Regions from separate parts of the Homo sapiens genome. Here all the other regions are linked to region 6. Evidence: chromatin contacts called from ENCODE Hi-C or POLR2A ChIA-PET data. All regions are on one chromosome and are shown on one strand. The core of a region is the stretch at or near the end of the contact, and the rest is flanking DNA. Distances in the headings are between cores, read along the strand shown. Region 1 holds the start of ALPL (alkaline phosphatase, biomineralization associated). Region 2 holds the start of NBPF3 (NBPF member 3). Region 3 holds the start of ECE1-AS1 (ECE1 antisense RNA 1). Region 4 holds the start of EIF4G3 (eukaryotic translation initiation factor 4 gamma 3). Region 5 has its middle 42 kb from the start of ECE1-AS1. Region 6 holds the start of LINC00339 (long intergenic non-protein coding RNA 339).

What was found. Hi-C counts contacts between places; a loop is a spot of excess contacts on that map. ChIA-PET counts read pairs that join two places held with the same protein, here RNA polymerase II (POLR2A). Pooled maps may share reads with other maps.
Region 1: a loop to region 6 is called in a map of B cell, with 5 times the contacts of the local background. The contact joins the promoter of ALPL here to the promoter of LINC00339 in region 6. A Hi-C loop is called at or near these places in 3 of 168 maps with a recorded cell type or tissue (B cell, naive thymus-derived CD4-positive, alpha-beta T cell and vagina) and 7 of 50 pooled maps. POLR2A ChIA-PET finds 5 or more read pairs at or near these places in 3 of 52 experiments (HCT116, activated T-cell and naive thymus-derived CD8-positive, alpha-beta T cell).
Region 2: a loop to region 6 is called in a pooled map, with 11 times the contacts of the local background. The contact joins the promoter of NBPF3 here to the promoter of LINC00339 in region 6. A Hi-C loop is called at or near these places in 8 of 50 pooled maps. POLR2A ChIA-PET finds 5 or more read pairs at or near these places in 2 of 52 experiments (WTC11 and activated CD4-positive, alpha-beta T cell).
Region 3: a loop to region 6 is called in a map of B cell, with 4 times the contacts of the local background. The contact joins the promoter of ECE1-AS1 here to the promoter of LINC00339 in region 6. A Hi-C loop is called at or near these places in 2 of 168 maps with a recorded cell type or tissue (B cell and naive thymus-derived CD4-positive, alpha-beta T cell), 17 of 37 single-sample maps with no recorded cell type and 15 of 50 pooled maps. POLR2A ChIA-PET finds 5 or more read pairs at or near these places in 4 of 52 experiments (CD4-positive, alpha-beta memory T cell, activated B cell, activated CD4-positive, alpha-beta T cell and 1 more).
Region 4: a loop to region 6 is called in a map of naive thymus-derived CD4-positive, alpha-beta T cell, with 9 times the contacts of the local background. The contact joins the promoter of EIF4G3 here to the promoter of LINC00339 in region 6. A Hi-C loop is called at or near these places in 1 of 168 maps with a recorded cell type or tissue (naive thymus-derived CD4-positive, alpha-beta T cell) and 9 of 50 pooled maps. POLR2A ChIA-PET finds 5 or more read pairs at or near these places in 2 of 52 experiments (B cell and activated T-cell).
Region 5: a loop to region 6 is called in a map of natural killer cell, with 4 times the contacts of the local background. The contact joins the enhancer-like site here to the promoter of LINC00339 in region 6. A Hi-C loop is called at or near these places in 3 of 168 maps with a recorded cell type or tissue (CD4-positive, alpha-beta T cell, gastrocnemius medialis and natural killer cell), 3 of 37 single-sample maps with no recorded cell type and 13 of 50 pooled maps. POLR2A ChIA-PET finds 5 or more read pairs at or near these places in 5 of 52 experiments (BJ, CD4-positive, alpha-beta T cell, T-cell and 2 more).

The regions. Positions count from the first base shown.
Region 1 is chr1:21,507,758-21,511,739 of GRCh38, forward strand. ALPL (alkaline phosphatase, biomineralization associated) reads left to right here and starts at 1,666. Exons shown (of 12, transcript NM_000478.6): 1 at 1,666-1,760. RefSeq lists a silencer at 1,474-1,573 and enhancers at 1,609-2,179, 2,180-2,749.
Region 2 is chr1:21,438,682-21,443,024 of GRCh38, forward strand. It overlaps NBPF3 (NBPF member 3), which reads left to right and starts at 1,456. Exons shown (of 15, transcript NM_032264.6): 1 at 1,456-1,667. RefSeq lists silencers at 1,060-1,109, 2,075-2,369 and an enhancer at 1,590-2,100.
Region 3 is chr1:21,290,840-21,294,751 of GRCh38, forward strand. It overlaps ECE1-AS1 (ECE1 antisense RNA 1), which reads left to right and starts at 2,451. Exons shown (of 3, transcript NR_038404.1): 1 at 2,451-2,904; 2 at 3,095-3,371. It also overlaps a transcript of ECE1 not described here. RefSeq lists enhancers at 2,398-2,487, 3,329-3,912, 3,868-3,912.
Region 4 is chr1:21,175,524-21,179,533 of GRCh38, forward strand. It overlaps EIF4G3 (eukaryotic translation initiation factor 4 gamma 3), which reads right to left and starts at 1,374. Exons shown (of 37, transcript NM_001391906.1): 1 at 1,199-1,374; 2 at 652-835. RefSeq lists an enhancer at 1,289-1,338.
Region 5 is chr1:21,333,283-21,337,356 of GRCh38, forward strand. It overlaps a transcript of ECE1 not described here. Among named protein-coding and RNA genes, the nearest start is that of ECE1-AS1, 42 kb to the left of the region's middle. RefSeq lists an enhancer at 1,094-1,313. Within about 2 kb of position 1,574, at least 39 of the 41 ENCODE cell types and tissues checked have a DNase peak (open chromatin) inside an H3K27ac peak, as active enhancers do; they include CD4-positive, alpha-beta T cell, gastrocnemius medialis and natural killer cell, where a contact is called at or near this core.
Region 6 is chr1:22,022,836-22,026,993 of GRCh38, forward strand. LINC00339 (long intergenic non-protein coding RNA 339) reads left to right here and starts at 2,356. Exons shown (of 2, transcript NR_023918.2): 1 at 2,356-2,537. It overlaps LINC01635 (long intergenic non-protein coding RNA 1635), which reads right to left and starts at 3,213. Exons shown (of 3, transcript NR_110692.1): 1 at 3,129-3,213; 2 at 1,971-2,131; 3 at 1,159-1,610. RefSeq lists a silencer at 85-204 and enhancers at 2,641-3,242, 2,854-2,963, 3,041-3,335.

The sequences.
Region 1 (3,982 bases), core at 416-2,915, 520 kb before region 6:
CCCTTCCTTGGCATTTGTGAGCAAGTATTGAGCCCCTCCCATGTTTTAGGCCCAGTGCTGGGTGCTTTCACCTGCAATTTCTTACAGAGGATGGTATTTCCTAAACTCCATTCATTTGCTACCTCCATGATTTTTGCCATATCACCCAACCCATGAAATACATAAATAAATAGTATTTACTCAATATTTTGACTCACTTTTAAAAAACATAAACTTATCTGAAAAGGGAACCTATGTCACGCCTCTAAATAAACAGTATCAACCAAAAATACAAAAGAAACAAAAATAAATACAAAGACATTCTTGGTTTCTGGCACCAGGCCCCAGTTCTGGCTCCAACCTTACTGAGAAGTCACATGATCTCTCTGGGCCTCAGTTTTCTCCTCTGGAAAATGGAGCTTTTGGAAGTTAATGCATGCACAGTGCCTGGCCCTGAGACTGGCATGGAGTGAGTGGAAGAGAGGTTGCCTGACCTGGCTAAAATTGGTTCTCTGGGCAGACATTTTCCCAAGGGCCACTGAGAAGACCCTCCTGTTAGGAGTCAGTGAGCTCTGTCGCTGGAGGCATTCAAACAGAGCCTGCGGACTTCTCACTGCGAAGTTGCCCAGAGAATTCAGTGCTCAGAGGAAAGGGAGTGGTTATTCCATCAGAGCTGGTTCCCCAGGAGCGGGAGCAGGGCCTGTAGCACCCAGCCTCTGTCCCTGGCTCCCGTCTATCCGGGATTTTAGCGTTTCCTCTGTAGTTTTCAAGCACTGTCTCATATGACTCTCGCACCAGCGAGAGGCCAGGGGAGATGGTGTCTGCCTGTTAAAGAGGGGCAGGCTGGTCCACATAGGTCAAGTGACTTGGCCAAGGTCACCAGAGCAGAGTTTTGAACTTGAGCTGTCTGACTCAACTGCCTGGGAAGTGCCTGCCCCTCCTCTGGCATCCAGGGAGCATGTCCTGGGGCTCTGGCTGGGACATAGCCGGACACCTGCGGGCCCTTTACGTCTCTAAAGAGAGAAAGAGGGAAGGGCCCCTGTCTAGGGGGTGGTTTCCCTCCAGATGCCACCCCTCCGAGGTCCCCTTCTGCTTCTTCTTGCGGTAGCCAGGGAGGCAGCCCACGGGCAGGGAAGCGGGGGTGGGGGTGCAGAGTCAGAGGTGCACGTGGACAGAGACAGAGAGACAGGGACACGTGGGCAGAGACGGATAAAGACAGAGACCCAGAGAAAGCCAGATATGTTGACAGACACAGAGACAGACGCCAGAGAGGAAGGCAGACAAAGAGACGGGTGGAGACAAAGACTCCCACCAAGAGACGCAGAAGGAAGATGCCGACGGTAAAGACAAAACAGGAGACGCGCGCAAGGAGCAGGTCAGAGCCCAGGCTCGCTGAGAGAGGAAGGGCTGGGCTGGGGCAGCCCGGAGGCAGAGAGACCGAGAGTGCGGGGCGGGCGAGGGACGCCAGGGCCGCGTCACCCCAGCCCGTTCCTAGCTCCGCTCCCGGCAGGGGGCGCCCTGGCCTCGTGGCACGACCGGCCCGCGGGGCGCGGGGCTCGGGCCGGGGGCGGGGCCGGGGCCGGGCTGGGGAGGGGTTGGGGCCGGGGGCGGGGGAGGGGGCGGGCTGCCCGGGCCTCACTCGGGCCCCGCGGCCGCCTTTATAAGGCGGCGGGGGTGGTGGCCCGGGCCGCGTTGCGCTCCCGCCACTCCGCGCCCGCTATCCTGGCTCCGTGCTCCCACGCGCTTGTGCCTGGACGGACCCTCGCCAGTGCTCTGCGCAGGTAAGGATTCGACGCTGCCCCGCGCCCTGGTTCCCCAGGGCCCCAGCGGACGTGGTCCATCCCCTTCTGCATCCTCCGCTGGCCCCGTGGTTGAACTTTAATGGCAGGGCCGGGGTCTCCAGCGCCACGCCGCCCACAGCAGCCCATTCGGGACGCCCTGCAATTGGTCCTGCCCCTGTCCTCCCGCGCATCCCAAGCTCCCGGCGCGCGCTCTGGGCGGGACAGGAGATTGGACGTGGCGCCCGCGGAGCCGGCGAACTCAGGGGACCGCGCTCGGGACCGCCCTGCAGTCCCAGGGTCTCCTACCTCCCGAGCCGCTGCCTGGGACCCTGCGCTCTGTCTGGGCACCTGCCCTTGGTGCCCCGTGACTGAGCCCCTCCTGGTGCCTCCTTAGCCGTAGCTCTAGAGACCTGGGCTGCCAACCCCAAGGCCTCGTGGCCTGGCGCCCTCCCAGGCGTCCCACCTGACCCGGTGGGGTCTAAAGCAGTTTGGTTTGGGAGGAGGAGAGGGCAGGAGGCGCTTGGAATGGGGGGCGTGGCGGGAGGAGACAGAGGACACCCGCGTGGGTGTCAAAGTGTGGGCACCCACTGTGGGCACCGCAGCTGTGGGGCAAAGCTCTGGAGCCCGCGAAGCCGAAGGAGCCTGCCGCCCCCTTTAGGCTTTGCGAGGTGGGCCTCCCAGGGCTGCTTCCCTGCCCAGTCTTGGTAAGAAAGGGTTAAACGCAGGTCTCAGCAGAAAGGCAGGAGGCCGAGGAAAGCCTCCCCCACTCCCCATTGTGCCTTATGACTCTTTTTCAACACATAATGGGGTCGAAGGCGGGGCCTTTACAAAGGCCTCTGGGTGGAGGGTGAAATTCCTTGAGATCAAAAGAGGGGGCGATTCTTGGGCCAGGAAGGGCTTTGGGCCCTGGGAAAAAGTCAGACCGCTCAGGTGGGCCCAGCTGCCCAGGGAGGCAGGGGTTGGGTCCCAGCCTCAGTGTAGATACTGCAACTGTTTTTTGAAGGCCTACCGTGCGTAGAGGGACCTGCTCTGACATCTCATGTACATCATTTCATTTTACAAATGGGGAAACTGAGGCTTAGACAATTTAAGTAAGTGGTGGGACCAGGGTTTGAATCCAGACTCCAAACTCTGCAGCCCTAGCGTCCTGCTCCCACTGTGTTGCCTAAGAGATAGGGGGCTGAGCCTTGGTTTTGTCTTCCGGCTCCTCCTGGGCTCAGCCCGCTCTTCCTCCACTCTCCAGTCTTGCTCTTTCCAACTGTTTAGTCCTCCCCACCTGTGGGTGTCCCCACGCTGTCCTGCCCCAGCCATCCCACTCCCTGGCCCCATGCATCTTGTTCCTGTGTCACCTTTTTCTTTCTTTAACTGAATACCTGTGAATTCCCTCAGAAGAGGCCCCTGGACACAGCTTCTCAACATCCCAACTGGTGAAGACTAGGCTGAGTGATGATCCCGGTCCATGTGCCCATTTGTAAAAAGGGGTGTATTCCCCTTTCGGGACTATTGTGAGGAATAAAACTGAACTGAGGCCAGAACAAGATGCTATCTTCATTCAGCAAATACTTAAGCATCCGCCGTGTGCCAAGCTCTGTTCTAGGTGCCGGGAATGCCACAGTAAATCAGCCAAAAGCCCTCTTCTGGATTGGATGTTTGCATAACAAAATTCTTTCAGGCTTTGAAACTGTCAGAATTCACAGTGTAGACTTGAAATCAAGCTATTCATAAGGAAGGAGATTAAGACGCAATCACCTGTAAAATGGATTGGCCAACCTTTGGCCCTCACTTTAGCAAAGGCAGCCTTGCTGTGGGACCTGGGATCAGTTCTGTTCCCTCTCTGTGCCTCGGCCTCCTCCCATAAGCTGTGGAGATCAATAGTGCCTACCAGTGGTGAGGTCTAGATATGATGAATGCTTGCGAAGGGTTTAAGCTGGTACCTGTGCTTAAGAAAATCCTGGCTATCCTCAGCTCTCTTCTCAGCAGAAAATGCAATGCGGAGACTGGAAGTTGGGTTATGTGCCTACCCTGCCTCTGAACCTGTTACCCACTTCTGCCCAGGCCCTTCCCATCCTGTTGGGCTACACATGTGGGGTGGCATGGTGCCCTCTTTGCTCACACTCAGATGCCACCTTCTGTCGCCATCCTAAACACAGCCTGGGCTGGGAGCGCAGAGCTCCATGATGAGATCAGCCCTGGAGCCATCATCTCTGCAGCGCTTCCTGCCC
Region 2 (4,343 bases), core at 206-2,705, 590 kb before region 6:
TCCTGTTATTTTCAGCATTTTAGAGGTAGGAGAATGAAAACTTAAATGACCTGCACAGTCACGTGGCTCGTCCTGATCTGTCTTTCCCTAGGGCCTGGGGTGAGGTTCACAGAAGATAATGTGCCTTGAGCACTTGGTGAACTATAAAACTCTAAACCATTGAGGGCCCTAGTTTTATCTGTTCTCCTGGCCCAGAGCAGATTAGAAATAGCAAATTAGTGCGAAGGCAGAGGGTGGCAAACACAGGCCCTTCAGAAGGGCAGTTGGCAGCACTGGGGGAGGTGCCTGAAAAGCACAAAAGCAGGCATTGCAGCCCCATGGTGTCGCCCACCTTGGTGGAGAGATAGGATTGAACTTCTGTGTGAGCTCTTTGGAACGCTCTTCCTGACCCCTAACCAGTTTGGGGCCTGGGACTTGGCACGTGGCTGGCACGTGCCAAATGGGAAGGGAGGCTGGGTGTGGTGGCACACGCCTGTAGTCCTAGCTACTCGGGAGGCTGGGGCAGGAGAATCGCTTGATCCTGGGAGGCAGAGGTTGCAGTGAGCTGAGATTGTGCCACTGCACTCCAGCAAGGGTGACAGAGCAAGACTCGAGGTCAGGAGTTCTAGACCAGCCTTGCCAACATGGTGAAACCCCGTCTCTACTAAAAATACAACAATTAGCCAGGCAGGATGGTGGGCACCTGTAATCCCAGCTATTTGGGAGGCTAAGGCAGGACAATAGCTTGAACTTGGGAGGTGGAGGTTGCAGGAAGCCAAGATCATGCCATTGCACTCCATCCTGGGCAACGAGAGCAAGACTCTATCTCAAAAAAAAAAATAAAAATAAAAAAAGCGAAAACGTACATAAAATATCCCTGGAAGGATTCACAGGAACAGCATCCCACAGATTGCCTACAGGGTGAGACTGGGAGACAGGAATGGAAAAGATGCCTATTTTAACTTTACAATTTTCTGTACTATTTGATTTTTTTTTTTTAATAGATACGGGGCTCTTTCTTTTTCGTCCAGGCTGGTCTCGAACTCCAGGGCTCACGCCTGGCCCTATTTGAATTTCGAACCATGTAAATGTACCATCTTTTCAGAAAAAAATAAAATCCGTGTGGGCACGCGGGGACGCTCCGGGCCTCCGAGGGGGTGTGTCTTCTGCTTCTTTAACCTGGCAGGGGCGGTTCAAGTGGCCGGGGAAATCAGCGATTTGGAGGGTCGAGGGCTGGTGCTTTGAGAGAGACGCGGAGGGCAGAGAGGGATTCCCCGTCCCAGCTGCACTCGGTGCATCACCTAGGTTACTCCTTTTCTCGGCCCGCAGGGCCCCTAACCTGCTCGAACCTGTTGTGCAGTAGAGGCCGCCGAGTCCCTTTAAGGCCCCGCCGCGCCTGCGCCTTGGGTTCTCCTGACGCGGCCCATCCGGACCCTGAGGAGCCAGTGGGCTGCAGGCGCAGGCGCAGGCGCAGGCACAGGCGAGGGGTTGGGTGGCGGTTGAGACAGCGGCGGTACTGGGATGGGTAGGTGAGGATCCCGAGACTGAGTGAGCTTCTGCGCGCGGTGCTTTTGGGAACGCGGGACTGGCAACCTGCGGCGCCAGGAGCTGGGCCGAGGCGCGGCGGCGCGGCTGCGGGCCGCCGTCTGGATGGGAAGTTACGGCGAAGTCCACCCAGCGTTTCTCAGGTGAGGGCGCCGCGCCAGGCTGGACGGGCGGTGAATCCGGGACCGGCGGGCGCACACCTGGGTCGAGGCGCGGCCGTCGCAAGTTTTGTTGCGCGAGCGCGGGGGCGGGTGGGAGGTGGGGGGTGTGGGGGGTCGTGCACCGCCGGGGGCTGAGTTCCCCGCGCTGGATTCTTCGCCTGCCGCTGCCGCCCTCAGCCCAGCTCTCGTGGGCGCTGGGGAAGAAACTCGCTGGCGGGTGTTCTGTGGCATCCCAGGGGGTGGAGGGACGGAGCAGCTTCGGGGGCACGTCCTCCTATATCCTGTAGAGGACACTGACTCCGCACCCCACCCTCGAGGCCGGAAATCGGTTCCCTCTGCGGGCCTGAGAGGCGAGAGCGCTCGCGCCCCTGACTTGCAAAGTTGGGGTCTTTACTGGCCTCCGGGCTTCTGCTCCTGGCGGTGTCTCCAGGCTGGTGATGGGCAAGCCAGGTGTGCCAGGTCCAGGATGCACATGAGGAGCGTTTGTAGCCATCACTGAATCACCTCCTGACTAGCGGGGCAAGCCTCAAATGAACCGCAGGATTTCGGCTAGGTTGGATTGTGGGGTTGCTGTTTGCACTCCGAGGAGTTGCTGTGGTTTCCCTGTGCCTGTCTGTCTGTCTTTCTGGCTTCTTAGATCATCATCTCATGTGGCGTCCTTTCACCGAAGAGTTAACCAAGACGTTTGGCCTAGTTTCCTTGCTTTCCTTCTGTCTTTTGCTGCTAGAGCTGCTTTCGAAAAGAAGTCTTTTCTGGCAGTGGTACCTTTTCTTTGGGTTACGGTGTTGTTCATCCTTTCTTTGCCAAAGGAATGAATCCCAGTGCTTCACGAAGTTAAAGATCTGCTGGTAGTGTTTAATCTGTTTGGAGCTGATATGCGTTAGTAGCTTTCTTTTTGTTTTTAAATTTTATTAGTAAAATTTCACTAGTGAACCAGAAGCTATTTTTTTCTATTCTGAAATGCTGGCTTTAAGATTTCTGATAACTTTGCGTCAAAGAAATCTTGGAAAAGTTACTGAAGTATACAGAAGAAGTTCACAATTTTAAATGTGCAGGGGGCCCGGGCGCAGTAGATCACACCTGTAATCCCAGCACTTTGGGACGCCAAGGTGGGTAGATCACTTGAGCCCAGGATTTCCACACTAGCCTCGGCAATGTGGCAAAACCCTATCTCTACTAAAAATACAAAAGTTAGCTGTGTGTGGTGGTGTGTGCCTGTAGTCCCAGCTACCCGGTAGGCTGAGGTGGGAGGATCACCAGAGCCCGGAAGGTTGAGATTGCAGTGAGCCGTGATCATGGCAGTGCACTCCGACCTGGATGGCAGAGTGAGAGCCTATCTCAAAAAAAAAAAAAAAAAAAGTAATGAATTTTGACCAAGTGAACCACCACAGATCAAGAAATAGAACATTACTAGACTGGAGTATATTTTTGGAGTGGCATTGTTGGTTTTAGAGGTATATGAATGATAAAACTTTAGTATTACATATTGTTGAACATTTTCCCAAAGTGGTTGTACCATTTAGCAAGGATATTCTGGTTACCCCACATCCTCGCTGATGCCTGTCAGTTAAAAATCATTTTGCCATTCTAGTAGGGGTGCAGTAATATATCAGTGTGGTTTCATTGAGATTGAGTATCTTTTATTGCCATTTATGTGTCTTCTTTTGTGACATGCCTGTTAAACCTTTTTATCCAGTTTTCATTGATATGCTTGTTTTCCTGTTGATTTGTAATACTTTATTCTGGATATGCCTCCTTTCTAGGATTTATATGTATTGCATTTCCCTTTTTTCAATCTGTAGCTTGCGTTTTCACTCTTTTATGTTGTTTTTTCATGAATGGAGATTCTCTGTTTTTTTTCTTTTTGAAACAGGATCTCACTCCATTGCCCAGGCTGGAGTGCAGTGGCACAATCACAGCTCACTGCAACCTTGACCTCACAAGGCTCAGATGATCCCCCTGCCTCAGCCCCCAAGTAGCTGGGACCTACAGGGGAGTACCACCACACTCAGCTGTTTTCTGTATTTTTAGTAGAGATGGGGTTTTGCCACATTGCATAGGCTGGTCTGGAATTCCTAGGCTCAAGTGATACACCTGCTTCGGCCTCCCAAAGGATTGGGATTACAGGCATGAGCCACTGCACCCGGCCTGAGATTCTTAATTTTAATGAAATTATACTTTATCAATCTTTTCCTTTATGGTTACTGCTTTTCATGTCATCTTTAAGAAATCAATGCCTAACCTAAGAGTATGAACACATTTTTCTGTGTTAACCTTATAACAATTTTATTTCAGTTTTTGCATTTTTTTTTTTTCAGACAGGGCCTCACTCTATTGCCCAGGCTAGAGTGTGGTGGCAGGATCTCAGCTCACTCAACCTCCATCTCCTGGCTCAAGTGATCCTCCCACCTCAGCCTCCTGAGTAGCTGCGACTATAGGCATGTGCCACCATGCCTGGCTAATTTTCGTATTTTTTGTAGAGATGGGGTTGCAACATGTTTCCCAGGTTGGTCTCGAACTCTTGGGCTCAAGTAATCTGCCCGCTTCAGCCTCCCAGAGTGCTGGAATTACAGGTGTGAGCCACCCCACCTGGCTATGATTCACTTTTTACTACATGGATGTGTCTGCTTTATCCAGGACCATTTATTGAAAAGACCA
Region 3 (3,912 bases), core at 1,201-3,700, 730 kb before region 6:
GGTGGGGTAAAAAGGTAGGTGTCCCCTTTCAGTTCCCCTTTCTAGCTCAGAGGCCTTTAAGCCAGAGTTCGTGAATGAGTTTCAGAAAATTTCAGAGAACTCCCTGACACGGGATGAAAGGAGCTGTGTGTGTGCATTTGGATGGCTGCAGGGTGGTCCGGTGGTCACCCCCGTGCTCAAAGGTGTCGCCCTCCCTGCAACACAAGAGAACCATTGCTCCAGGGGGAGTCAGAAGCCAGGAAGGGGACCCTTCTTTCCCATCTTCCCCCTCAAGACTCGGAGCCTCAGCCAGGTGCCCCCCTCCCCAGCCCCTGAGCCCTCTCCTATAACCCTAGGCAGGGAAAGGGGGCTCTCTCGGATATGAGGTGTTCAGTTAGGGACTCAGGCCCAGCACTGTCCCAACCAAGAACCCCAGAGAGGTCTAACCCAGCAGATTTCCAAAGGACTCTCCGCTTCTAGCAAGGCGGGAATCCCTGCATTTATGCGTACTTTTCAGCTTTGCAAAGTGCATTTCTGCTCATTCCAAATTTGATTCTCACAGTCACACATATGTGTGAATAAACAGGTTTAGAGGGGTGAGGGGCCTGACGTCACAGGGACAGTGAGGGCAATGGCTCCAGATGGTCTCCTGGCTTCCACTCCTGCCCTCTGACAGCCCCCTCAGCAGCCAGGATGAGCCTTTAAAATGAAATCTGGCTGAGGCCAGGCACCATGGCTCGCTCGCGCCTGTAATCCCAACACTTTGGGAGGCCAAGTTGGGTAGATCACTTGAGGTCAGGAGTTCAAGACCAGCCTGGCCAACATGATGAAACCCCATCTCTACTAAAAATACAAAAAATCAGCTGGGCCTGGTGGCATGCATCTGTAATCCTAGCTACTCAGGAGGCTGAGGCAGAAGAATCGCTTGAACCCAGGAGGTCGAGGTTGCAGTGAGCTGAGATTGTGCCACTGTACTCTAGCCTGGGTGACAGAGTGAGACTCCATCTCAAACAAACAAACCACAGAAATCTGGCTGGGTTCAGTGGTTCACACCTGTAATCCCAGCACTTTGGGAGGCTGAGGCAGGAGATCACTTGAGTCTAATTCTAGGCCAGCCTGGGCAACACGGACCCCATCTCTACAAAAAGAAAATATATATATATATATTTATATATTATATATTTTTAATTAGCAGGACGTGGTGGTATGCGCCTGTAGTCCCAGCTACTTGGGAGGCTTAGGTGGGAGAATCGCTTGAAGCCAGGAGGTGGCGGCTACAGTGAGCTGTGATTGCACCACTGCACTCCAGCGTGGACGACACAACAAGATCTTGTCTGAGTAAATAAATAAAATAAAAAAAAATTCTGATATTACCACTCCCTTGCTTAAAAACCCTCCACTGTCCTGGAATGAAATCCAAACCCTTCACCAGGCCCCATGGCCCCTGCCCACTCTGGGCCCTCATCTTGTGCTGCCAGCGCCCCCTCCCCCACCAACCTCCTCACACAACTCCTCAGTTTCTACAAGTTTCTTCTTCCCCCAAGACCTTTGTAGCTGCTGTTGTCTCTATCTGGAACATTTTTTCCTCCTCTCTACTCTTCCCATGGTCAGCTCCAACTTCAGATCTCAGCCTACCAGCTCCTCAAATGTCCCAGGAACCCTAAGCAGTCCCCCAAATTCTCTGTTACAGCATCCTGTTTGTTTTCCTTTACAGTACTTGTTGCAGACTGTTTTGTTTCCATGTCTTTATCATCACTGTCTCTGTCCCTCTCCAGAATCCACAGCTTTACTGGGGCTGGGACCTTGTCTGGCCTGTCCAACAGAGACTCTCCATCACCCGGCACAGAGTAGGTGCTCAACAAACGGTTGTTAAAATCAAAGGGGGGACAAGTAGAGGGGAAGTGCCTTCAAGTTCTCAAGAACTCTCCTGCATCTAACTTCATAATGCCTACAGAAACAGGGAACACATCTAAAGGTCACAGGCCCTGGGGAGGCAGGGTGCATGGGAAAGCTCTGAATTCTGGAGACTTCTGCCTCACTCCCACTGGGTGGAGGAGTTTCCATTACCCATCCCAGAGAGAGAGGGGACTCTGAGGCTGCTTCACTTACTGCTGGGTTGCAGCTGGGCTTTTTCTAGAACAGGACACTTGGTTACACTACGTTACCAGGTGTCGATTGCCAGAGGAAAAGACTTTTGAAAAAGAAGTTCAGTTCACAGAACATCTCCCCGGGGCATGTGGGTGGTGTAAGGGATTCACCCGGCTGGTGTACGGGATTTGTCAGTTCTTTTATACCATCTCTTTTAAGCTTCTCACCCTTCCCTCAGAAGCAGGTATCACTGGTTCCTTTTACAGAGAATGAAACTGAGGCTTGGGGAAGTTAACTCGCCCAGGTGTGGTTAAGCGATGGCTCCTCCTCCTTCTGTCTCATTTCAGAGATTTCCCCCTTCTGGCAAGCTCTCCTGACCACCCTCCAGGGACCCCAGACAGCATTTGGTCCCTGGCTCTGTGTCCCCACACAGCCACCCTACCCCATGCTGCCTTTTACTGAGGCACACAGCATTTTAGACAGGAGAACCCTGATGGCAGAGGCTGGGTCTCACGGGACCCTGTCTCCTTAAGGGCTTAGTCTGGGGCTGGAGCCTCTACAGATGTTTGAGCAAAGGCGGGAGGCAAGGGAGGGAGGCCGGAAGCCACCCCAGGGACTCTGATGTCCACCCTGCGGCAGCCTGTCTGTGGACAGATGATGCAGGAAGCTCACGGAACTCCCAAGCAGAAATCAGCAGAGATGGAGCCTGGTTATTTTTCAGCACACAAAAGCCGAGGGCCCCTTCCTGAGATGCCTGCCTCAGCCCGGTAGTGAAACTGAACCCACCTCAGACGGGAAAGGCTTGGCGGGCTCTGCTTGGTGGGAAGTCCACAGTGGGTGAGTGACATTTCAACAGCTGCCTGGGGCCCTTCGCCCAGGGCCTTCCATTCACTACCCCAATGGCTCCCCACACCCACCTAGAGCCTCAGCCTCACAAGTACCGCTTCCAGCTTACAGAGAGGGGGAGGGGCCTAGACAGACCAAAAACCAACCATGCCACTTGACAAATTCTCTCCTAACCCCACAGTGCCTCGTCCCTGAGATGAGAATCATCACCTCCGCTTTACAAATGAGATGACCAAGGGTCAGAGAGGAGAAAGGACCTCCCCCCAGCCCTGAGTCACCTGCCTGGAGACTGAGGGAGCCATAATGCGAATCTTCCCCTTGCCAAACCCACTGACTCCATTACGCTGCCTCCAGAGAACCCGAGCCCCGCGGCGAGAAAGTGGTAGAGCTGGGCCTCGAACCTGGGTCCTGGACTCTTGGTCCTGTGCTCCTTGTGGAAGATGGAACTGCTTCTTCAGGTGGGAACCTCACAGAGTCTGGGTGCCCTGGGCAGACTGAGGCTCTGGGCTGACAGGGCAGCCAGCACTTATTCTCCCTAATTGTCTCATTTGCAGTTGTGGGTGCCACGCCTGGCCCCGAGTGTGTTGGGGAAGGTAAAGAACCTCCACTTTGGTCTTCTCAGTTCCCTTCCTGGCACTGTGCAGCCGTGGAGGAGAAATCTGGGTTGAATCTGGGTCTAGTGTTCAAGAGGAGGGCCTGGCAGAAACCAAGAGTGAAGGGGTGGAACCACAGCTCCCTGTGGACTGCCCCGTCCTCAGTCCCCGGTGCCCCAGCTGCACAGAGGAAGTGATGACAGCCAGATGAAGGTGCAACAGTGCCCAGCTCTGGAAACTCCACCCTTGTAAATCAAAGGCCTGTGGTGAGCAGAAACGAGAAATATAAACACGCACAGGTTTCTGGCGACAAAAGCCTCCTGGCCTGGTAGCACCTGGGCATGACCCCCTTTGCCCAGACGACATTAGTCACTCATATGGCTCTTGCGTTTGGTTGGCCAAAGGC
Region 4 (4,010 bases), core at 124-2,623, 850 kb before region 6:
AAAGACAGGGAAGCGTCCGGCGTCACATTTCCTCCTCAGATCTCTACCACAAACCACATCACAACTCTCCCATTACTAAAAAAAATTATCCAGAGGAACTGCTTTCTGTACATTTTCACCTTAGACTGAAAATCCAACATACCTCGGAAACGAGCTGATTGGTTTCAAACAAGAAATTTACCGATAAAGTTTATTATGTACTAATAATAATTATGGAAGCCCACTGTGTCCCGCTGTAGGGGGAGCCGAGGGGAGGTGAAGAGCAGGAGGGTGTAATCCTCACAACAACCAGAGAAAAGCCTTCCCTGCAGGGTTGGTCCCAGGCACCAAGCAAATTCTGCCCAATAAAGGGGGGGAGGGTACCTTAGGGGAGGAGGGGAGAAGGGACCCCAAGCTCTAAAAGGAAGGGGCTGCAGAAGCATGGCCAAGTGGGGCTAGCTTTCACAGTATTGCAGAGGGTCTGGGGGTCCCCCCGCAGTGCTGCTGCCGGGGCACCCCAAAAGCTCCGCCCAAGCCCGATGCAGGGGCTTGAGCCGCTGTCCCTTTCCTGGCTGGGCTGTGGCGGCCGGCAGGAGGGTCCCCTGGGCTGCGGGGTCCCCCTGGACTGCGACGACGAGAACCGAAGGGCCGACAGGAAGGTGAAAAGGATACTGTTGGGGCGCCTGAGTCTGGAGGGCCCTGATGTTCGGGTGAGGAGGGGGGACCGCTGCCGCCGCCGCCGCCGCCGCCGCCGCCGCCGCCGCTGCTGCCGCCGCCGGGTGAGGAGGCGGTACCGCTGCTGCCGCCGCCGCCGCCGCTCCGGTGCCGGGTCCGGTTCCTGCTGCAGTCGCTGTGCCTGATTTCAGAGCCGGTTTCTGCGGTAAACTCATGGCAAAGCGAAGCCACCAACCCCCCCAGAGCGGGACCGGGCGCGCCGGGGTGCAGGGGCCGGGGGCAGCGGGGGGGCGGGATGGGGGCAGACCCGGGGAGGCGGCGGGAGCGGGGGGCTGGGGGGAGCCTGGGGGGAGGAGGAGGAGGGGGCCGGGGCCGGTCACACACGCCCGACGCCGCCGCCGCCGCCGCCGCCGCCTCCGCCGCCGCCGCCGCCGGCAGCAGCAGCCGCCCCGCGGGCCAGCACCACCGGCTGCCGGTCTCCGTGACAACGCGACCCCAGGGGGGGGGCCGGACCCGGCGGGGGCAGGAGGCGGAGAGACCGGACCTTTCACGGCAATATCCTCATGGGCCGGCGGCGGGGGATCTTTATCCCCCTCCCCGGAGGAAGCGGCGCCCTTCTCGGTAGCGGGGCTCAGGCGATGCCGGTGGATTTTCTTCACTCAACGAGCAGAGCATCCAACATGGCGCTGTGGCCGCCTCCAGCAGTCCGGCAGGACGGCTGCTCGGAAAACTTCGGACTTTTTCGGAATGGCTCGGGAAACCGAGGGTGGGAAGCCTCTTCGGCTCTTTCCGGAGACTGCTAGGGGTCGGGATTCTTCGGAGACGCTCGGGTGCGTCCTCGGCCGCCGTTCGGGAGGGCTCAGGGGCTAACTCGCTTCCTCGGCAAAGATCGGCGAGGGAGGCTTCGCTGGCTTACAGCGGCGCGGGTGCGGGGCGGAGGGAAAGACCAAAGGCGAGGTCTGGCTTGCGAGAGTCCTCCCCTGCGGCCCAGCCTCGAAGAACAATGGTAATGGCCCCGGAGTCGGCTGTTCGCTGAGCCCCGCTCGCAGGGGCGGAGAGGCAGCGGCGAGGCGAAAAACCCCTGGAGAAGGAACCGCTTAACCGGAATGGAACCCGTTGGATAGGGACCCCCCGCGGGGACTTCGCGTAACCAATGCCACCCGCCGGCCTGTAACCCACGCATTTCACACCCATTGTGTCGACACTTCCTCAGACGCTCTGAGAGGTGAATGAGGAGCCCCATTTCCAGAGGACACAGAGGAAAAGTGACTAGCCCAAGGTCACCCTATCGGGAAAGGACAGAGCCTAAATCTAAATGCCACCTTCATCTGGATGAACCTTGCCGCCTCCCATATTGGCTGGGGACATGACCTGAGCCGCCATATCTAATCAGCAGCCTTAACTGAGCTCTGTGGATGGATTCAAACCTAGGCCTTCCCCAGGACTGGAGCGCCCTTTGACCAGCAGCCAGTGATCAGCTCCCCAATGTCCTATGCTGGGTGACATTTGTTGATAAGGATTTTCTTCCCAGCTAGACCTGCCAAGATCACTCCCACCCCCAACCCCGCACACCCCACTCCTTAGCAGGTGCCTTGTCCTAAGCACAGTGGCATTGAGTGGGAAAGAATGGCAGGCATCGGCCGGGCGCGGTGGCTCACGCCTGTAATCCCAGCACTTTGGGAGGCCAAGGCCGGTGGATCACTTGAGGTCAGGAGTTCAAGACCAGCCTTGCCAACATGATGAAACCTCGTCTCTACTAAAAATACAAAAATTAGCCAGGCGTGGTGGCAGGCACCAGCTACTCGGGAGGCTGAGGCGGGAGAATCACTTGAACCCAGGAGGCGGAGGTTGCAGTGAGCTGAGAGAGTGCCATTGCACACTAGCCTGGGCGCGACAGAGTGAGGCTTCGTCTCAAAAAAAAAAAAAAAATGGCAGGCGTCATGGAGCAATCAAGTTTTAATATAATATTTACCAGACATGGCACTAAGCGCTGTACCCTTCATTATCTCAAGCAGTCCTGTGAAATAGGTAGTATCCATTTTACAAATGAATAAACTGAGACTGGGGAGGCTCAATACCATCAAACCACAGAAAAGCTGAGAAAATTGAGGCTCAAAACGCACAAAAGACTTCCCCGAGGTCGCACCGACAGTGTGGCTGGCAGAGCTAAGATTAGAGTCTAGTTCTGACTCCTGCTATCCTGCTTCACACACTGCCTTACTATTTTGTTGTTGCTGTTTTTTGAGACGGAGTTTCGCTCTTGTTGCCCAGGCTGGAGTGCAATGGCACGATCTCGGCTCACGGAAACCTCCGCCTCCCATGTTCAAGCGATTCTCTTGCCTCAGCCTCCCGAGTAGCTGGGATTAGAGGCATGCGCTACCACGCCTGGCTAATTTTGTACTTTTAGTAGAGACGGTGATTCTCCATGTTGGTCAGTCTGGTCTCAAACTCCCAACCTCAGGTGATCTGCCTGCCTCGGCCTCCCAAAGTGCTGGGATTACAGGCGTGAGCCACCGCGCCTGGCCTATTGTTGTTTTTAATTCATATAAAGCTCTACACATAGTGGATGCTTAATTCGTGACAATCCCTGGGAGCCCCAAATGCTCCTTCTAGGATAAAAGAGCATCTGAAAGAGAGTGATACCACAACCCCCCTACGGCGTCTTTCTAGCTAGAGCTCCACAGTTTCTGACATTGAAAAGGATGCCTCATCCCCATCTCCAGACTGGAAGACAGCAGCTACTTCATACTGTGGCATCTTAAACTGTCTGGATTTGTAACACCTGATTTTTTTATTTATTTATTTTTTTTTTTGAGACAGTCTCGTTCTGTCGCCCAGGCTGGAGTGCAGTGGCGCAATCTTGGCTCGCTGCAAGTTCTGCCTCCTGGGTTCACGCCATTCTCCTGCCTCAGTCTCCCAAGTAGCTGGGACTACAGGCACCTGCCACCGTGCCCGGCTGATTTTTTTTCTCTTTTTGTATTTTTGGTAGAGATGGGGTTTCACTGTGTTGGCCAGGATGGCCTCGATCTCCTGACCTCGTGATCCGCCCGCCTTGGCCTCCCAAAGTGCTGGGATTACAGGCGTGAGCCACCATGCCCGGCCTGTAACACCTGATTATTTAGGATGGGATTTTCTGCTCCTCTCCACATATAATTGACTCCAGGAAGAATTCCCTAGTGGTCCTTCAGTTCCCCAGATTCTCCTTTCATTTTCTGGAATCTCAGGCATCCTTATCCCAATCAAAACCTGTTCCAAGGAAATTATTTGACTTCTCATTTACACTAGGGTGATAACAGGCCGATAATTGCCTAATTGTTATTCTTTTCTGAGCTAGCTTCATTTTCTAACTTAATAAT
Region 5 (4,074 bases), core at 324-2,823, 690 kb before region 6:
ACCCCTATTTGGGCTGAAGGCAGACAGCACAGCTCCAGCCCACCAGAGCCGTGGGGGGGGCGGGGGGGTGGGTGGGTAGTAGTGTGGCCTGGCTAAGGAGTCTCTCAAATATAGTGGGGAAATAAAATAAGTAGCAGAGAGATGGGCCAACCATGGCCCATTCTCATCTTCCCTCCCTAACCGCGTTCATCAGAAAACAGCATATGTGAGGGCCAGCACGCAGCCATTCTTTCCGGTGCTTCAGGAGGTTAGGATGACAGAGCCACGGGCTGGGCGCAGTGGCTCACGCCCATAATCCCAACTTCTTTGGGAGGCCGAGGCAGGCAAATTACTTGAGGTCAGGAGTTCGAGACCAGCCTGGCCAACATGGTGAAACCCCGTCTCTACTAAAAAATACAAAAGTTAGCCAGGCATGGTGGCACCTGCCTGTAATCCCAACTACTTGGGAGGCTGAGGCAGGAGAATTGCTTAAACCCAGGAGGTGGAGGTTGTAGTGAGCTGAGATCGTGCCACTGCACTCCAATCTGGGCAACAGAGCGAGACTCCGTCTCAAAAAAAAAAAAATGACGGAGCCACAAAGGTAATAACAGCTCCCACCTCCCAAGGGCCAACTCCGTGCACCGTCCTGTGAGCTTTACAACCTGTCATAAATTATCAACCACTTTTCACAACACCACTATGAGAAAGGTGCTACCATCATCCCATTTCATAGAGGAGAAAACCGAGGCTCAGAGATGGTCACTCACCAAAGGTCACCCAGCTGGGACTAAGTGACAGAGCTGGGACTACAACCCACATCTGTCTGGCTCCAAAACCTCCATACCTCCATCTTATCTAGAAAGAGTGCTGGATGAGGAGTCTAGAATCAGGGTCTAAGTCCTGCCTCTAACCTGCTGTATAGCCTCAGGTAAGTCTCTTTCCCTTTGTGAGCCTTGGTCTGCCCTATGAGGAAGTTGGCCTAGATGACCTCCAAGTCCCACCTCCTGTGACTCTGTGAGCTCTCATGCCCTCCTCTCTCTGGCTCCCAGCCACCACACCGGAAGCCCAACAGGATGCCGAGTAACCACCCACTGAACACTCAGGGGCGAAGGAAGATGAAGTGCCGCTTTCTCATGGCCATCTTCCACCAGACCAGCCCAGGAAACAAGGAACCACAAAGCCACAGGATTCCCTCCAGCGTGGCCGTGTGAACAGCAGCCCTGGAGCAGAGGGGCTGGGCATCCCCTTGCGGCCATCACTTCCTATGCCCTCACTTCTCGGCAGGGTGTGCGGAAGCGAGGGAGGCAGGCTCCAGCTCAATGCCCTCTGGCTCTGTTTCTCTGGGTCCCCAGGGGCTGGGACGGTGGGAACTGGTCACTCTGGGAGAATCCCAAGCCCACCCCGGAAGGCTGAGTTGAAGTGGAGGTTCAGACAGGTCTGTCTGGCTCCACAGGTAACTTTTGCCCACTGTGCTCTGCTGCCAGCAAGGTCTCGAAGCATCTGGGATGCCTGGCTACCTCTCTCCCATCCCTGAAGTAGCAGCCAAAATCCCAGATCCTGCAGAAACCTACGCCTCCTCAGCCTCAGGACAGACGAATATCCTGAGGCCCGCGCTCCTGCCTCCCTCCTGCCCCCTACAGTCCATGCTCTACACAGCAGCCAAGGTCTTTCCAAACAGAAACCAAGCCCAGTCGCCCCTCAACGTGGGGTCCTCCAGTGGCTTCCCACCACTATTAGAACGAAATGCTGACCCCTGCCCCACAGACAAGGCTGTCCATGGCTTGCCCCTCCAGGCCCACCTCTCCCTAGCCTTCCCTCCACCCTCCACTGCCTCTGCCCGGCCACACCAGCGTTCACCCCCTACATGTGCCAAACTTGCTGTTCCGGCAGCCGGGAACTCTCATCTCCCCCGCCCCCGTCTTTGCCCGGCTGCCCCCTCCTCAACCTTCATGTCCCAGCTCAGACATCACCTCCTTTCCTGGCCGCTCCTCTAGAGCGGCCCCCTCCCCTCACAGCCACTCTCCACCACATCGCCCTGTTTTGTCTCCTTTCTTCTCTCGGAGCGATCCTTCTGGTGGGTGGCTTTGCCTGTTTGGTCTCCAGCTTCCTCCCCTAGAGTGCAGCTCCTTAGGGGCAGGCATGTGACTGCTCCATTCTCTTCTGTCCCCACAATGAGGCAGGGCCTCCTTGGGTGCTCACAACCCTGAAGATGAGGACGCTGCAGCCCTGAGAGGTGGATTGAGCCGCCCAAAGTCCCAGAGCCAGGGAATAGCAGGGTTCAGACCGAGGGCGACCTGATGCCAAGCCTCAGTGGGTGGGGGGCTCTCACGGCTGGGGGCCTACTCTGGAGGGCTCTCACCCAGGGTGGACAGAGTCGCAGTGAGGCTCTTAGGGCGGGTACCAAGAATGAAGGGCCCACCAGCTTTCCCAAATGGTCCTTCTGCAAGCTACAGGCCAGCTGAGCTCCTGCCTGGGGTGGGTGAGACCCTGGGGGTGAAGAGGCACCAAACACCAGGAGCAAAGGCTCCCAAATGAGGGAGACCACAGACACAGGGAGCTGGGAAGCTTCGACCCACCCAGTGCTTGACGGAAGGGGAAAGTGAGGACTATGGAGGGGAAGGGACTTGCCTGAGGTCACACAGCCAATCAGTGGGTCTCCAGGGAGGGAGGCCCTTCCCTACCCTGCAGAACAGCAGGCGAAGCCCAAAGCCCAGGGTCTGGGCAGAGTGCCAGCCCAGAACTGCCAGGCCCTGGGGGCAGGGGCAGGGCTACAGAGTGAATCTGGGGCATTAAGACAAAGAAAGGACTCAAATTTCTTCCTTCTTTCAAAAAACACTTGAGACAGGCAGTGTCTCATACCTGTAATCCCAGCACCATGGAAGGCTAAGGTGGATGAATCACTTGAGCCCAGGAGTTCAATACCAGCCTTGGCAACTAGTGAGACCTTGTCTCTACAAAAAAATATCAGAAAATTAGCTGGGTGTAGTGGTGCACCTGTGGTACCAGCTACTCAGGAGGCTGAGGTGGGAAGATCACTTGAGCCCATAAGTTCAAGGCTGCAGTGAGCTGTGTTCATGCCACTGTACTCCAGCCTGGGTGACAGAGTGAGAGACCCTGTCTCAAAACCAAAACAACAAAAAACATTCACTGAGGCCGGGCGTGGTGGCTCACACCTGTAATCCCAGCACTTTGGGAGGACGAGGTGGGCAGATCACCTGAGGTCAGGAGTTCGAGACCAGGCTGGCCAACATGGTGAAACCCCGTCTCTACTAAAAATACAAAAAATTAGTCGGCTGTGGCCGGGCGCGGTGGCTCACACCTGTAGTAATCCCAGCACTTTCGGAGGCCGAGGTGGGCGGATCACGAGGTCAGGAGATTGAGACCATCCTGGCTAACACAGTGAAACCCTGTCTCAACTAAAAATACAAAAAATTAGCCAAGCGTGGTGGCGGGCACCTGTAGTCCCAGCTACTCAGGAGGCTGAGGCAGGAGAATGGCGTGAACCCAAAAGGTGGAGCTTGCAGTGAGCCGAGATCGCGCCACTGCACTCCAGCTTGGGCGACAGAGCGAGACTCCAGTGTGGGGGACAAAGCGAGACTCCGTCTAAAAAAAAGAAAAAATTTGCCTGGTGTTGTGGCAAACGCCTGTAATCCCAGCTACTTGGGAGGCTGAGACAGGGGCAGGAGAATCGCTTGAACCCAGGAGACAGAGCTTGCAGTGAGCCGAGACTGCACCATTGCACTCCAGCCTGGGCAACAAGAGTGAAAGTCCATCTCAAAAAAACAACAACAAAAAAAGAAAGTTAAACACACATTGCCCCTCTGACCCAGGAGTTGCACTCCTAAGTATGTGCCCCAAAGAAATGAGTGCTGAGGTCTGCAAAGAGTTACATACGAGAATGTCACAGCAGCCTCAAGCTGGAATCAACCCAAATGTCAGCCACGGACATTTACACGTACATCCACCCAATGCGGCACGACTCAGCCTAAAAAGGAGCAGATGCTGGTACAGGCGACACGGACAAACCTCAAACATTCCTTGCTGTCCAAAGCTGAAGAAAACCAGGCACAAAAGAGCACACATGAATGAATCCAC
Region 6 (4,158 bases), core at 1,106-3,605:
TTTGTATTTTTGGTAGAGATGAAGTTTCACCGTGTTAGCCAGGATGGTCTCGATCTCCTGACCTTGTGATCCGCCCATCTCGGCCTGCCAAAGTGCTGGGATTACAGGTGTGAGCCACCGTGCCCGGCCTATGCTCAGTTTTAAGTACTGGGGTCATGGTGGTGACAGGGCAGACAAAGTCCTTAGCTTTGTGGACACTGCCTCTAGTGGATGAGATAGAAAATAACTAGGTAATCACAAAAACAAAGTAACAGGTTATAAAGGAATTGGAAGGGTGCCCGGGGTCGGGGGATAGAGGAGGTGGGCAGAAAAGGAGACGCTACAGTTGAACTGGAACCTGGGTGAACAGATCTCAGGAAAGAGCACTGCAAGCAGAGATCAGCAAAAGAAGTGAAGATGAGGCCGGGTGCGATGGCTCACGCCTGTAATCCCAGCACTTTGGGAAGCCGAGGTGGGTGGATCGCTTGAGGTCAGGAGTTCGAGACCAGCCTGGGGAACATGGCAAAACCCTGTCTCTACTAAAAATACAAAAATTAGCTGGACAGGGTGGTGCAAGTCTGTAATCTGAACTACTTGGGAGGCTAAGGCAAGAGAATCACTTCAACCCAGGAGGTGGAAGTTGCAGTGAGCTGAGATCATGCCACTGCATTCCAGCCTGGGTGACAGAATGAGACTCTGCCTCAAAAAAAGGCTGGGCGTGGTGGCTCACACCTGTAATCCCAGCACTTTGGGAGGCTGAGGTGGGCGGATCACCTGAGGTCAGGAGTTCGAGACCAGCCTGGCCAATATGGCGAAACCCCGTCTCTACTAAAAGTACAAAAAATTAGCCGGGTGTGGTGGCTCGTGCCTGTAATCCCAGTTACTCGGGAGGCTGAGGCAGGAGAATCGCTTGAATCCGGGAGGCAGAGGTTGCAGTGAGTCGAGATCACACCATTGCACTCCAGCTTAGACAACAAGAGCGAAACTCCGTCTCAAAAAAAAAAAAAAAAAAAAAAAAGAAGTGAAGATGAGCTTGTCAGATTGTCAGATTTGCAAAATAGCCAGAAGGTCAGTGTTCTTGGAGCAAACTGAGTGAGCAGGAGGGTGGGGAAAGATGAAGCACAAAGGCTGAATTTTACCTGGGATGATAAAATAATCTTACACAAGCCGAAACGTATATACTTTCACATAAATTTATGTGCCTATGAAATTGGAGTTGCTCTGGGACTCAAGCGGCATCCTTGCCCCAACCCCTGCTGTTTTCTGAAGCATTCCTAAGGAACCTTAGAGTGTGGGAGAGAGAAATAGCAGGAAGTCCTTAACCTAGTCCAACCCTTTTATTTTACAGTTAGGGAAACCTAAGCTGAGAGAGGAGATGGAAACCTGGTTGTAGGAGTGAGTGGGGAAGGGTTCACGGTCATTCTGGTAGGTAGGGGTAGGGCCAGAGCAAGGAGTCCTGGTTTGTGAACCACCAGCTGGCCGTCTAGGAGTTTACAGACCAGCAGTGGCAATGTTGACAAAGGGCATATCTTCCTTTCCCCAAGAACATTGGCTCTGGAGCAATAACCCAGCAATGGGGGCTTTGGGGTGTCCCTCTTAATCCGGTAGCTCAGCCCATTCGGATATGCCAGCTGGAAAGAGAGAGGGAGAAGTCAACTGAGTACCTCTCTCTAACAGCTCAATCCCTCCCCTTCAGGGTTAAGATCGGGGCTGCAGTGGTTAGCATCTCTGCTTCCTCTAGCCGGCTGTGTCATTGAACCTGTGTGATCAGACGCAAACCAGATCAGTATGACTTCAAAGCTTCATCTTTGAGATGGAGTCTTGCTCCCTCGTCCGGGCTGGAGTGCAATGGCGCAATCTCGGCTCACTGCAACCTCCGCCTCCCGGGTTCAAGCAATTCTCCTGTCTCAGTCTCCCGAGCAGCTGGGACTATAGGCGCCTGCCAGCACGCCCGGCTAATTTTTGTATTTTTAGTAAAGACTGAGTTTCACCTTGTTGGTCAAGCTGGTCTCGAACTCGTGACCTCAGGTGATCCACACGCCTCTGCCTCCTAAAGTGCTGGGATTACAGGCGTGAGCCACCGCGCACGGCTAAAGCTTCAGTTCTTAACCATCAGGCGACAGTGCGTAGTCTGGTAGCAACTGGAAAAGTCCTGCTGAGATTTAGCCTCCCATACACACAGAGTCCCACCCCGGACAGGCTGTATCAACCCCCCACGGCCATATGCCCACTGCTGTTTGCGTACAATGAGGCGGGACCTATAGACTGTATCCACTGACTCATCTGGAGTGATTCCGCGGGGCGCCAATACAAGGACCACTGTCTCCAAACAGCAGCCAGCCACCCCTCTCTCTTGGTTTCCTTCCTTTGAGTGGTGCAAAGGCTTAAGGGTGTAACCTCAGAATGGGGCCCTGAATCAGCTGTGGGCGAGCTCCTAGAGTATCTTAATTCCTGCTTCATCTCTTTCCATTTTGCAGTTGGGCAAACTGCGGCTCAGAAAGATAAAGAACTTCTCCGGAGCGAAAAAGCTGCTAAGAATGTATCCAAAACTCCGCACGGTAAGGACTGAGGACGGTCAAAAGACCACCAAGAGTTAAAACCATGAAGCTGCGTAGTACCGCGGAGGCTAGAGAGACCCGGCCCACCCCTTCCAACCTATGCCCCTCCTCTTAACTTCCGGGCGGGGCATGACTTCCGGTTCCCGCGCGGCGCTCCAAAGCTCGGGGAGTGGTGGTCTCCCTTTCCTGGAGTCATTTGTGGGAGTTAGGGTCTTATCCTGATCTTTCCTCGTCCCCCGCTCCCCCGTCCTCCGAGGTGGCAGCTGCGTAGGTGAACGTTCCCCCTGTCCCCTTCCTTCTCCTTCCTAACCCGAGTACGCTTGCTCGCGGCCACAGTGGCTGCCTGCCCCAGGAGCGGGGAGTCCCTGCCTTTGGGGTAGGGAAATGACTGAAATGTGGGACCTGCGGGCTCCTCGGGCTGACTTGGACCTCACTGCAGCTCTGGAGGTGGACCTCGTCCTGGGACCCTAGAAGCCCATTTCCGCACTCGGGCTAGGCCTTCGGAGCCGCGGCAGCATAGTGGGAGGAGTCGGGCTCAGCTCCCCCCCACCACAACCGGGATTATTTTTATCGGTTGAGTCATCGCACTACCTTTCATCCTTGTGGCTTTGGGCAAGTCCCCGCCCTCCGAGCCTCACTTTGCTTATCTGTGAATGGAAATAACAGTGCCTACCCCATGGGCTATCGGGAGGATCAGTTGTGAGGGAATGCAGTGTGGGGTGTCTGGCCGGCAGAATTCCACAAATGGTAGCAGCGGTTGATGTCACTGGAGGTTCCTGGGGCAGTAATTTATCAAGAGTTTATGATCCTGAACTAAGGATCATACGGAGGAGGATCTGTGTATAACGTTCGGCACAATGTTAGATAGGAAGTAAGGGCGCAGTGCACTGGAGTTATTTTTTCTTTTTTTTTTTTTTGAGACGGAGTCTCGCTCTGTCGCCCAGGCCGGAGTTGCAGTGCCGCGTTGTCGCCTCACTGCAACCTTCTCTGCCACATGGGTTCAAGCGATTCTCCTGCCTCAGCCACTCGAGTAACTGGGATTACAGTCGCACATCACCACGCCTGGCTAATGTTTTGCATTTTTAATAGAGACGGTTTCACCATGTTGGCCAGCCTGGTCTTGAACTCCTGATCTCAGGTGATCCACCCGCCTCGGCCTTCCAAAGTGCTAGAAGTATAGGCATGAGCCACTGTGCCTGGCCTGGAGTTATTTTTTCTCACTGGGTTTTTGAGCAAAGAAAAGGAGTTATTAACTGGTGAGGATAAATTTGTGTTTGGTAAGTCGTCTTCTGAAGCTGACAGGATTTATAAGCCGGGTAAATTGTGGTGCTGGTTCATCTTTGAGAGCCAGCCTTAAGAATTGGCCCACTGACTGCTGGGCGTGGTGGCTCACATCTGTAATCCCAGCACTTTGGGAGGCCGAAGCGGGTGGATCACCCGAAGTCAGGAGTTCGAGACCAGCCTGGTCAACATGGTGAAACCCCATCTCTACTAAAAACATAAAAATTAGCCAGGTATGGTGGTGGGCACCTGTAATCCCAGTTACTCGGGAGGCTGAGGCAGAGAATTGCTTGAACCCAGAAGGAGGAAAGGTTGCAGTGAACCGAGATCACACTACTGC